Regions from separate parts of the Homo sapiens genome. Here region 1 is linked to region 2. A link is a contact called in ENCODE Hi-C data. All regions are on one chromosome and are shown on one strand. Each heading gives the region's core, a stretch centred on a gene start or an enhancer-like site at or near the end of the contact. The rest is flanking DNA. Distances are from core to core; before and after follow the strand shown.

What was found. Hi-C counts contacts between places; a loop is a spot of excess contacts on that map. Pooled maps may share reads with other maps.
Region 1: a pooled map shows a loop between it and region 2 (4-fold over the local background). The contact joins the enhancer-like site here to the promoter of SERGEF in region 2. A Hi-C loop is called at or near these places in 8 of 37 single-sample maps with no recorded cell type and 4 of 50 pooled maps.

Annotation. Positions count from the first base shown.
Region 1 is chr11:18,226,280-18,231,198 of GRCh38, reverse strand. No RefSeq gene overlaps it. Among named protein-coding and RNA genes, the nearest start is that of SAA4, 8.1 kb to the left of the region's middle. RefSeq lists a silencer at 1,769-1,818. Within about 2 kb of position 1,523, at least 2 of the 41 ENCODE cell types and tissues checked have a DNase peak (open chromatin) inside an H3K27ac peak, as active enhancers do.
Region 2 is chr11:18,010,355-18,014,656 of GRCh38, reverse strand. It overlaps SERGEF (secretion regulating guanine nucleotide exchange factor), which reads left to right and starts at 1,610. Exons shown (of 11, transcript NM_012139.4): 1 at 1,610-1,706. The coding sequence starts at 1,647. RefSeq lists enhancers at 893-942, 2,301-2,817, 2,818-3,335 and silencers at 1,323-1,942, 4,294-4,302.

The sequences.
Region 1 (4,919 bases), core at 274-2,773, 220 kb before region 2:
GACCCAAGCCAAGCTTCTCTGGTCATTTTCGGCCCCAGCTTCCCCTCCTGAGTAAGCCTAAGCCGGCAAAGCACTGACCATCATCCTGGGCTTCTGAGTGGCTGGAGTCATGGCTCTGGCACAGCCCTGGGCAGTCTTCCATCAGTCTCCTCTGTATCTCAGATTGGACTTCTACCCCCAAATTCCCACTTCTTCTTCAGGGCCTCACAGTTTATTTTGTTGCAGTTTCCAGGCCTCTCTGTATACAGACTTTGTACTGCCCAATTCATTGCATCCTGTCCACTCTCTGCCTCTAGGCCTTGTCCCCCAGTGAGCTCTTTCCTTATGGAGAAGGTACATTGTGGGCTGAGTGTGGTGGCTTATGCCTGTAATCCTAGCCTTTTGGGAAGCTGAGGCAGGAGGATCGCTTGAGCCCAGGAGTTCAAGACCAGCTAGGCAACATAGTGAAACCTCATCTTTACTAAAAACCAAAAAAATTAGCCAGACATGATGGCATGTGCCTGTATTCCCAGCTACTTGGGAGGCTGAGGCTAGAGTACTGCTTGAGCCCAGGAGGTCAAGGCTGTAGTAAGCTATGATCACTCCATTGTACTCCAGCTTGTATGACAGAGTGAGACCCTGTCTCAATAAAAACAAGGTACATTGCTTAGAGAAGCCTAATCCTAGGAGTTCTATCCTAGAAACTGCTATCTTGGACTCTGGTTTCTTTCTTTCTTTCTTTTTTTTTTTTTTTTTTTGAGACAGAGTCTTTCTCTGTTGCCCAAGCTGGAGTGCAGTGGCACGATCTCAGCTCACTGCAAACTCTGCCTCCTGGGTTCAAGCAATTATCACACCTCAGCCTCTGGAGTAGCTGGGACCACAGGTGCGCACCACCATGCCCGGCTAATTTTTGTGTTTTTAGTAGAGATGGGGTTTCGCCATGTTGGCCAGGCTGGTGTCAAACTCCTGGCCTCAAATGATCTGCTGCCTTGGCCTCCCAAAGTGCTGGGATTACAGGCCTGAGCCCCTCTGCCTGGCCGACTCTGATTTATCTCTTATCAACACCCGTGCCTCCCCTGACTCAATTTTTAATTTGTCCCGCTCATTTTACCTAAGGAATGACTCTCCTGTTGGTTTTCCTTATCTTTATTCTCTTTTTTTTTTTTTTTTTTTTTTTTTTTTTTGACAAAATCTCCCTTTGTCAAACAAGCTGGAGTGCAATGGGGTGATCTCGGGTTACTCAACCTCCGCCTCCCGGGTTCAGGGGATTTTTTCACCTCACCCTTCCGAGCAGCTGGGATTACAGGCATGGGCCACCACACCTGGCTAATTTTTGGGTTTTTAATAAAAAAGGGGGTTCACCATGTTGGCCGGGCTGGGCTAACTCATGGGCTCAACTGGCCAAGGGTCTGAAAATGTAGGCCTGAACCACTGCACCTGGCCGGCATTTCGTTGGCTTTTAGTTCAAATAAAATTCTACTTCCTGTCCTAAAGGGGAAGTGAGATATGTAGATAGACAACACAGTTTAGTAAGAGCCTCAACAGAAGCACACACTGGTGGCAATCCAAATTTTGCTGGGGTATGGGAAGTCAGCAAATAGTAATTAGAATAGCTGCCATTTTTAATTGCAATTGCAAGACTGTGCCCTACAGTTTAAATACTTTATCTGATTTAAGCTGCAGAGAAGGCTTTGATGTTCTCAGCTGGATAAACTGAGGTTTAGAGAGGTTTGTGTTTAGGACCTTCTCCAAGGTCACATATGTAACAGGTGCAGAGCCAGGACTGCAGGCTGGTTTGTCTGACTTCAGAACCTGTGATACACTGAACAAGGCCAAGAGGTTCAGCAGTGGAGACCCCTTTCTTCTTCGTGGATCTCCAGCACTTGGTTTAAATGGCCAGGTGAGCCCTTATGCTTGGGGAAATGTCTGACTTGTTTGAGAACAGGCACCATATCTTGTTCATCACTGCATGCTTAATGCCTAGCAGGGTCCAGGCACTCAGTAGTTGCTTTCTGAATTAGATTATCCCATTGAAAACCTACACTTCAACCCACATTACTCTTCACTCTTGCACATTGTCTTCTTCCTCTTAATAAGTCAAACTTGTTGAAAGTATTGCCCATCTACACACCTTCTGATTCTTCACTTCTGATCATATGTTAACCCACTCCAGCCTGGTTTCTGTCCCCACAACTTCAGCAAAATACCTTTGTCACCACTGACCTCCATGCTGCCAAAAACAATGAACATCTCTCTTTTCTCATATCAGTAGCTCTGTGAGCAACATTCAACGCAGTTGCCTTCCCCTTCCTTCCTGATATATTTGGTCTCTTGGCTTCATAATACTACTCTTTCCTTCATCAGCTCTAAGTAGCATAATATTACCCTCTACCTCAATTCTCCTTTATTTCCTTAGCTGGGACTTTTTTTATCTCCCCAAACTCTGTGTTCTTCAGACTTGGCTCTGGGCCCCCATTCTTTATTTCTCTATGCTCTCTTTCACAAGTCTAAATAGTACTTATATGTGGATGGCTTTTAAAATTATATCTCCCCCTGCAAAACTCATTTCTGAGCTCCATGCTTGTACATCCAACTGGCTACTTGACATATCTACATAGCTGGCTTCCAGATATCTCAAACTTAACGTGTCCCAAAATGAACTCGGGTTTTCCCGTCAGAACTCTTCACACTCCAGGTTTCTCCATTTCAGTTAATGACATGGCCATTCTCTCTGTTCCTCACACCAGTTAGGGGAATGTGTTGATGCTTCCCTTCACTTTACCCCCACATTCAATCCGCTGGATGTGAACTTCCAAAGTTCATCTCTAATCCATTGACTTCCTCTCATTTACACCCTCATGCTCCTGGCTACATCATTTCTCATCTGGGGTACTGCGGTAGCCATCTAACTAGTCTCCCCATTTTATTTTATTTTATTTTATTTTATTTATTTTATTTTTTTTGAGATGAAGTCTCGCCCTGTTGCCAGGCTTGAGTGCAGTGGCACAATCTCGGCTCACTGCAACCTCCGCCTCCTGGGTTCTAGCGATTCTTGTGCCTCAGCCTCCTAAGTAGCTGGGACTACAGGCGCCTGCCACCACGCCCAGCTAATTTTTGTACTTTTAGTAAAGACGGGGTTTCACCATGTGGGCCAGGATGGTCTCAGTCTCCTGACCTCGTGATCCACTGCCTCGGCCTCCCAAAGTGCTGGGATTACAGGCGTGAGCCACCGCGGCTGGCCGATTATTTAGATTATTAAAGGTCACTGCAGTCCCGTTTCAAGCTCCAATATCATGTCTGTTTTAAAGCATCCTGCTCCGCTATTGTTGGCTAGATTGTAGTGGGAGTGCTGGGAGGGGTGACGGTTAGAGACTCTTTCCCTGCTCCTCTGGCACCAGCACCTTAGAGAAGGGTGGGGATAGTCTAGTTCTGAGATGTCTTTCTATCACACTTCTCAGCCTCAGGATTGGGAAAGGGGAGAGATGTAAAGGAGGGGGTAATCATTTTGGCCTCACCCTGGTTTGATGTGCTTCTAACTGATGCTGATATATATTCTCTACTGATGTGGAGGTCTCTACTGAGATGGTGGTCAGGGTTCTTCCTGATGTGAAATCCAGCTCCCTCAGATATGGGGGTGGAACTGCCCAGAGAAGAACAGCTGTATCTACGACTGGTCCTGAAAGTGGTCCTTGTTCCAAGCCCCCTCTCTGGGTAAGGTTTACCTTACCTGGCCCAGCCACTGCTTTTTCCCTAACCTCAGTGGTTTTCTCAATAGACCCACCAGAATGGCTGAGGATCTCTTCTCTTCCTGCCCAGGGGTGCAGAGATCAGAGTTGGGTAAGAAGTCACCCCATCTTCTTTTTAGGCATATTCCACCAATACCTCTTCAAGCTCTGCTGGCCTGGGCTACTCCATCCTTCAGAAATCCCCAGATGAGAAGCAGGCACCAGAATGTTCACACATGGTGAGCTCTCTCAGGAACTCACCACACTCCCCTCTGCTTTGATGGGGGCACCAGAATGAGCTGGCAGTTTTTGCAGCTCAGTATGCACCCAGCTGGGAAGGCATTTTTCTTTTCTTTGTATTTATTCATTTTTAATGTTTTAAAAATTCAACTTTTATTTTAGAGACAGTGGGTACATGTACAGGTTGGTCTACATATATTGAACCCAGGTAGTAAGCATGGTACCCAAAAGGTAGTTTTTCAACCCACTCTCCCCTCCCTCCACCTCCTAGTAGTCTGCAGTATCTATTGTTCCCATGCTTATGTCCATGTGTGCTCAATGTTTAGCTCCCACATATACATGAGGACATGTGGTATTTGGTTTTCAGTTCTTGTGTTAATTCACTTAGGATTATGGCTTCCAGCTGCATCCATGTTGCTACAAAGGACATAATTTCATTATTTTTTATGGCTGTGTAGTATTCCATAGCATGTATGTACCACATTTTCTTTATCCAGCCCACCACTCATGGGCACCTAGGTTGATTCCATGTCTTTACTATTGTGAATAGTGTGGCAATGAACATATGAGTATGTATATCTTTTTGGCATAATGATCTATTTTCCTTTGGGTATACACTTAGCAATGGGATTGCTCGGTCTAATGGCAGCTCTGTTTTGAGTTCTTTGAGAAATCTCCAAACTGCTTTCCACAGTGGCTGAACTAATTTACCTCCCCACCAACAGTGTATAAATGTCCCCTTTTCTCTGCAGCCTCATCAGCATCTGTTGCTTTTTGACTTTTTTTTAATTTTATTTTATGTATTTGTTTACTTTTACTGAGACAGGGTCTCACTCTGTCATCCAAGCTGAAGTGCAGTGGTGCAATCACAGCTCACTGCAGCCTCAAACTCCCAGGCTCAGGTGATCCTCCCACCTCAGCCTCCTGAGTAGCTGGGACTATAAGCATATGCAACTGCACTTTGCTACTTTTTTG
Region 2 (4,302 bases), core at 361-2,860:
CTTTGCTCAGCTATTAGAGCAGATATCCAGCCACAAGCCCTTGTATTTCTCAGAACGGATTGGACAGAAGCCTGTCTGGGTCCTAAATCTAGAGGGATGCATACCAAGCTCTCTCAGGGACCCAGGTAAAGTAACTTTCCTTAGACCTGAGATGGGTTGAGACCCACACCACATTGATAATTGTGGCCACATATCCTACTAGAATTCTCTCTGGCCTCTCAACCTTTTTCGTAGACTGAAAGTCATACACTGGTTTCTAGACAGTTGCTTTGCAAGACCTGCTTTGGTGGTCTTGAACCTTACTTTATGATATAGGAGTAACTGGCACTTGTTGCTCAGCCAAAACTGAGCGGTGAAGGATCCCATTTTTACATCCTGTTACACATGCTTCAAAGAAATGGTCAGCACAAAAAAGCCCACTCATAAGACAGTCAGTAAGCATGGTATAGCTCCTGCACATTCAGATCCCTAGAGAATGAAGAGCTGTTTTATCTCTCCAAAGTTTGCTTTTTTCTTGGTATGGTCATCGACGTTCTCCAGATGCCACAGGTTGGAGAGATAAAGGTGAGGGGCTGCCCTCAAGTGGTCTTACAGGCAGAAACTCCTAAAAGTGGATGGAGTGAAAGAACAGGAAAGGACAGTGTAAGAGCTCATTGGAGACACTTCCCAGAAGCCCAGGGGTGAAGGGCAGTGAGTGCTGGAGGCCCGTGTCAGCAGAGGGGCCAAGTGCTACCGAATGTGAATGTGGATGATCATCTTTAATGTGACCCTATGTGTTCTGTATTCCCGGTACGCGGTGCCATATTTTCCTTCAGATAAATTGAACTTAATTAACTCCCATCAGCAACACGACGCTGTCTGAGAAAAGCCATTTTATATGGAAATGTTCGTTGGGTGACGATTATCCAGTATTATTAATAGAATGAGCTCAGGGCCGTGCCCGGAGCGCCGAGGCTGCCCCGGCAGGAGTCGACGCTAACCAGCCTCCCCCATTCAGCGTCGCGAGGCGCGGGTTCCCGCTCCGTGCCAGGTGCAGAGGGCGACACCGGCGACGTGCCACTCCACTCGCCTCCCAAGGCGCCCCCTCAGATGTTTGCGAACGCACACCAAAGCGGGCTCAAGACAATTGCGCCTGAGACGCCGGGCAGGACCCTGCCCTACCCCTCAGGCTCCATTTCCTGTTCCCGCAAATGGTGATGCCATCGCTGCCCTGTCAGCCCCTCTGGGCTGTCGTGGGCCTCCAAGGAGACAAAAACGCGAAGGAGCTTTGTGAACTGTGGCGCGCAGTGCACCTGCATGAAACATGAAATTATGACTAAAAATAAAGAGTACGAGGGGGTAGGAGCGAGAGGCTGAGAGGCCCAGCGAGACAGGAGGCTGCGGGCGGAGACGCTGCGAGCGCCGCCGGGGCGGGCTGACTGGGAGGCGGCTCCGGGGCTGTCGTCCGGCCCCGCCCACCACTGATCCCCAGTGGCCCGAGGGCCCGGCCGCACCCTCTCTCCCGGCCTGCGGGCCGCTTCCCACCACAGACCCCGCCCCGCGCCCTACCCATCACGCGTCCCCGGTCCGGCTCCGGCGCTCACCTACCCCCGGCAGGCGCCGCCCCCGTGCCGTCCCTCCCGGAAGCGCCGGCGGAGCGTCCTCGCATGGAGCGCGAGCCCAGCGCCTCGGAGGCCGCCCCCGCGGCGGCCGCGCTCTTCGCCTGGGTACGTGACTCCGCCCCCGGGCCGGTGCAGGCCCTGAGGGGCGCCGAGATGTGGGAGCTGCTGGCCGCGGCGTGGGCAGTTCAGGGGCTGGGCGGCTGAGGTCCGAGCCGGGCTCTGGGTTGAAGGATCCTGGGCTGGGAGCGGAGGGGGAGCGGAGGAGGAGCGGGCGGGCGGGGAAGGAAGGGTCTTCGCGGTCGACTTAGGGGCCTGCCGGCTGGCGGGGTCAGGGCCGGAGGGGCTGTGGCGCCGCGGGAAGAACCTGCCTCGGGGCAGAGCGTCTGGTTCCGCGAGAGCCCTCCAGCCCGAATAGCGCCTGGAAGACAGCGCGGAGGGCTCGGTGGAGAGGATCGCCCGGTCCCAGAGCTCCGTGGGGCCACCTGTGCCCCCCACACTCCTGATGCCTGGAGGAGGGAGACCCTGTCCCAGCCTGGCGAAAGCATCCTTTAGATGTGAGGCCTGCGGTGTTTGGCCGCGCACAAGGCACAGACCCTGCCTATTTGCTGACACTCTGCTGTGACCGGTTCTTGCATGTGTTGGGGGAGTTGGGCTGCTGTTGGTTTGACGGGAGCATTGGGAGAGACAGGGTCATCTTGATGTGTGTCTGGGAGAGAGGAGGGTTCATGCACAGGAGCGTGGCAGGTGGCCGACCAGCATGCACGGGAACAAGCAGTCGCTGCGTCTTGTGCTTCTTCATAGCACGTATCACAATTGTAATGATGTGTATAATTTATTATTAACGTCAGTCTCTCTGGCTGGAAAGTAAGTGTGGTAAGAGTGGGTGCTGTGCCTGTCTTGTTCACGGTGCCTCTCTTGGTGTCTGGCACATTGTAGGTCCCCAGTAAATACTCGTTGACGAATGAATGAACGAGCATCTGTGTGCCTACCCATGTGCTGGTGTTGGGGAAATACACATGAGTGAAATACACGAGTGAAGGACTTCCAGCTCTTGTGTTGGGGGAGAGCAAAATTATAACCTGTATTGCTGTTAAAATCAGTATTAGTTGTCCAATTTTTAAAGAAGTAATGATCAGTACAAGGCGGCAATTGTTGAATGTGGGGCTGCAATTTGGCAGGAGGGAGAGCATGGCGTGACCTGCGGTAGTCTGGCTGGCTGGGCGTCTTTGAGGTGGCCCGGGAGCTGGGGGTGGAGTTGGGGATTGAATGTGTGCTGTCTCTGGCTTTTTCCAGGCAGGAGACTGGCGTCTGTGTGGACAGAGGAAACAGAAATATTGTTTCAGTACAGACAAAGCCGAATATTAAAGGTTGTAAAATATGTTTAATAGGTTGTTGACACCCTTCTGCTGTGTTTGGAGGACTGGTAGTGTGTTTTTCCTGCTGTATAATCTGAAACTGTGGGGGTGTGTTGGTCGGCTAGGGCTACCATAACAAAATACCACACAACAGAGGCTTAAACAACAGAAATTTATTTTCTCACAGTTCCAGAGGCTAGAAGGCCAAGATCAAGGTGTGAGTAGGTTTGGTTTCTCCCGAGGCCTCTCTCTGGCTTGCAGATGGCCGCCTTCTCACTGTGTCCTCACATGGCTTTTTTCACTGTGTCCTCACATGGCCTTTTCTGTGTGCGTGAGCATCCGTGGTGTCTCTTCTTTTAAGGACACCAGTCATATTGGATTAGGGCCCCACCCTTATGACCTCATTTAACCTTAATTGCCCCTTTAAAGGCCTTCTTTCCAAATACAGTAAGGTACTAAAGGTTAGGGCTTCAACACGTGAATTTTGGGGGAATAAAGTTCGGTTCACAGGAAGGGGATTTACCTTGTTAGGGGTGTGTGTGTGTGTGTGTGTGTGTGTGTGTATGTGTGCATGTGCACGTGTGATATGTCTGGAGTGTTTGTGAGGAAGAAAGGCAAACAACAGTTGTAATAGGTTGTGTTAAATTTCCCTTCGTCTTGCTTTATCCTGGATTTAGGGCCTCTCACAGTGTTACAAAAATTGGTACCGTAATTTGAACCTCAGAGTGCCCATGTGTCATGTTACTTTTCTCCCAGGTGTTCAGCAGCCTTGCACCCCTGGTAATGGGACAGCCACGGAGATCTCAGGGCTGACCAAGAAATCCTGTGCATATATGCTCTATATTCCCCTTCATGCTGAGCAAGTCTTTCATAGGGTCTTACATTCATTCGCCATATAAATATATGTACATCTTCTTTGGGCCAGCACAGTTTCAGATGCAGGGGAAACAGCAGTGAGCAAAGCAGAGTTCCTGCCCTCCTGGAGTTTAGTTTCTGGCAGGGGTGGTGTACAGTAAACAAGTAGTCATATATAATGTAACATCAAGAAGTGGCATGAAGAAAAATAAAGCAGAAAATGAGTGATATGGGGATGCTCTTTTAGATAAAGTCATACAGTTAACCACCTGTCAGGTAAGCTCTGGGCTGCTTCACTGTATGTCCTTTTTTTATTTTTTCTAAGAGACACAGTAAGGTATAGTAAAAGGTGCAGGGCATCAGACTTTTTGCCTACCCAGATATAACTATGGAAAGTTACTTAACCTCTCTGAGCCTTAGTTTCTTCCTCTGTGAAATGGGAGTAATAATGTCCTTCTTAGTTGTTGTGAGGATTAAAGGTGAATGCACAG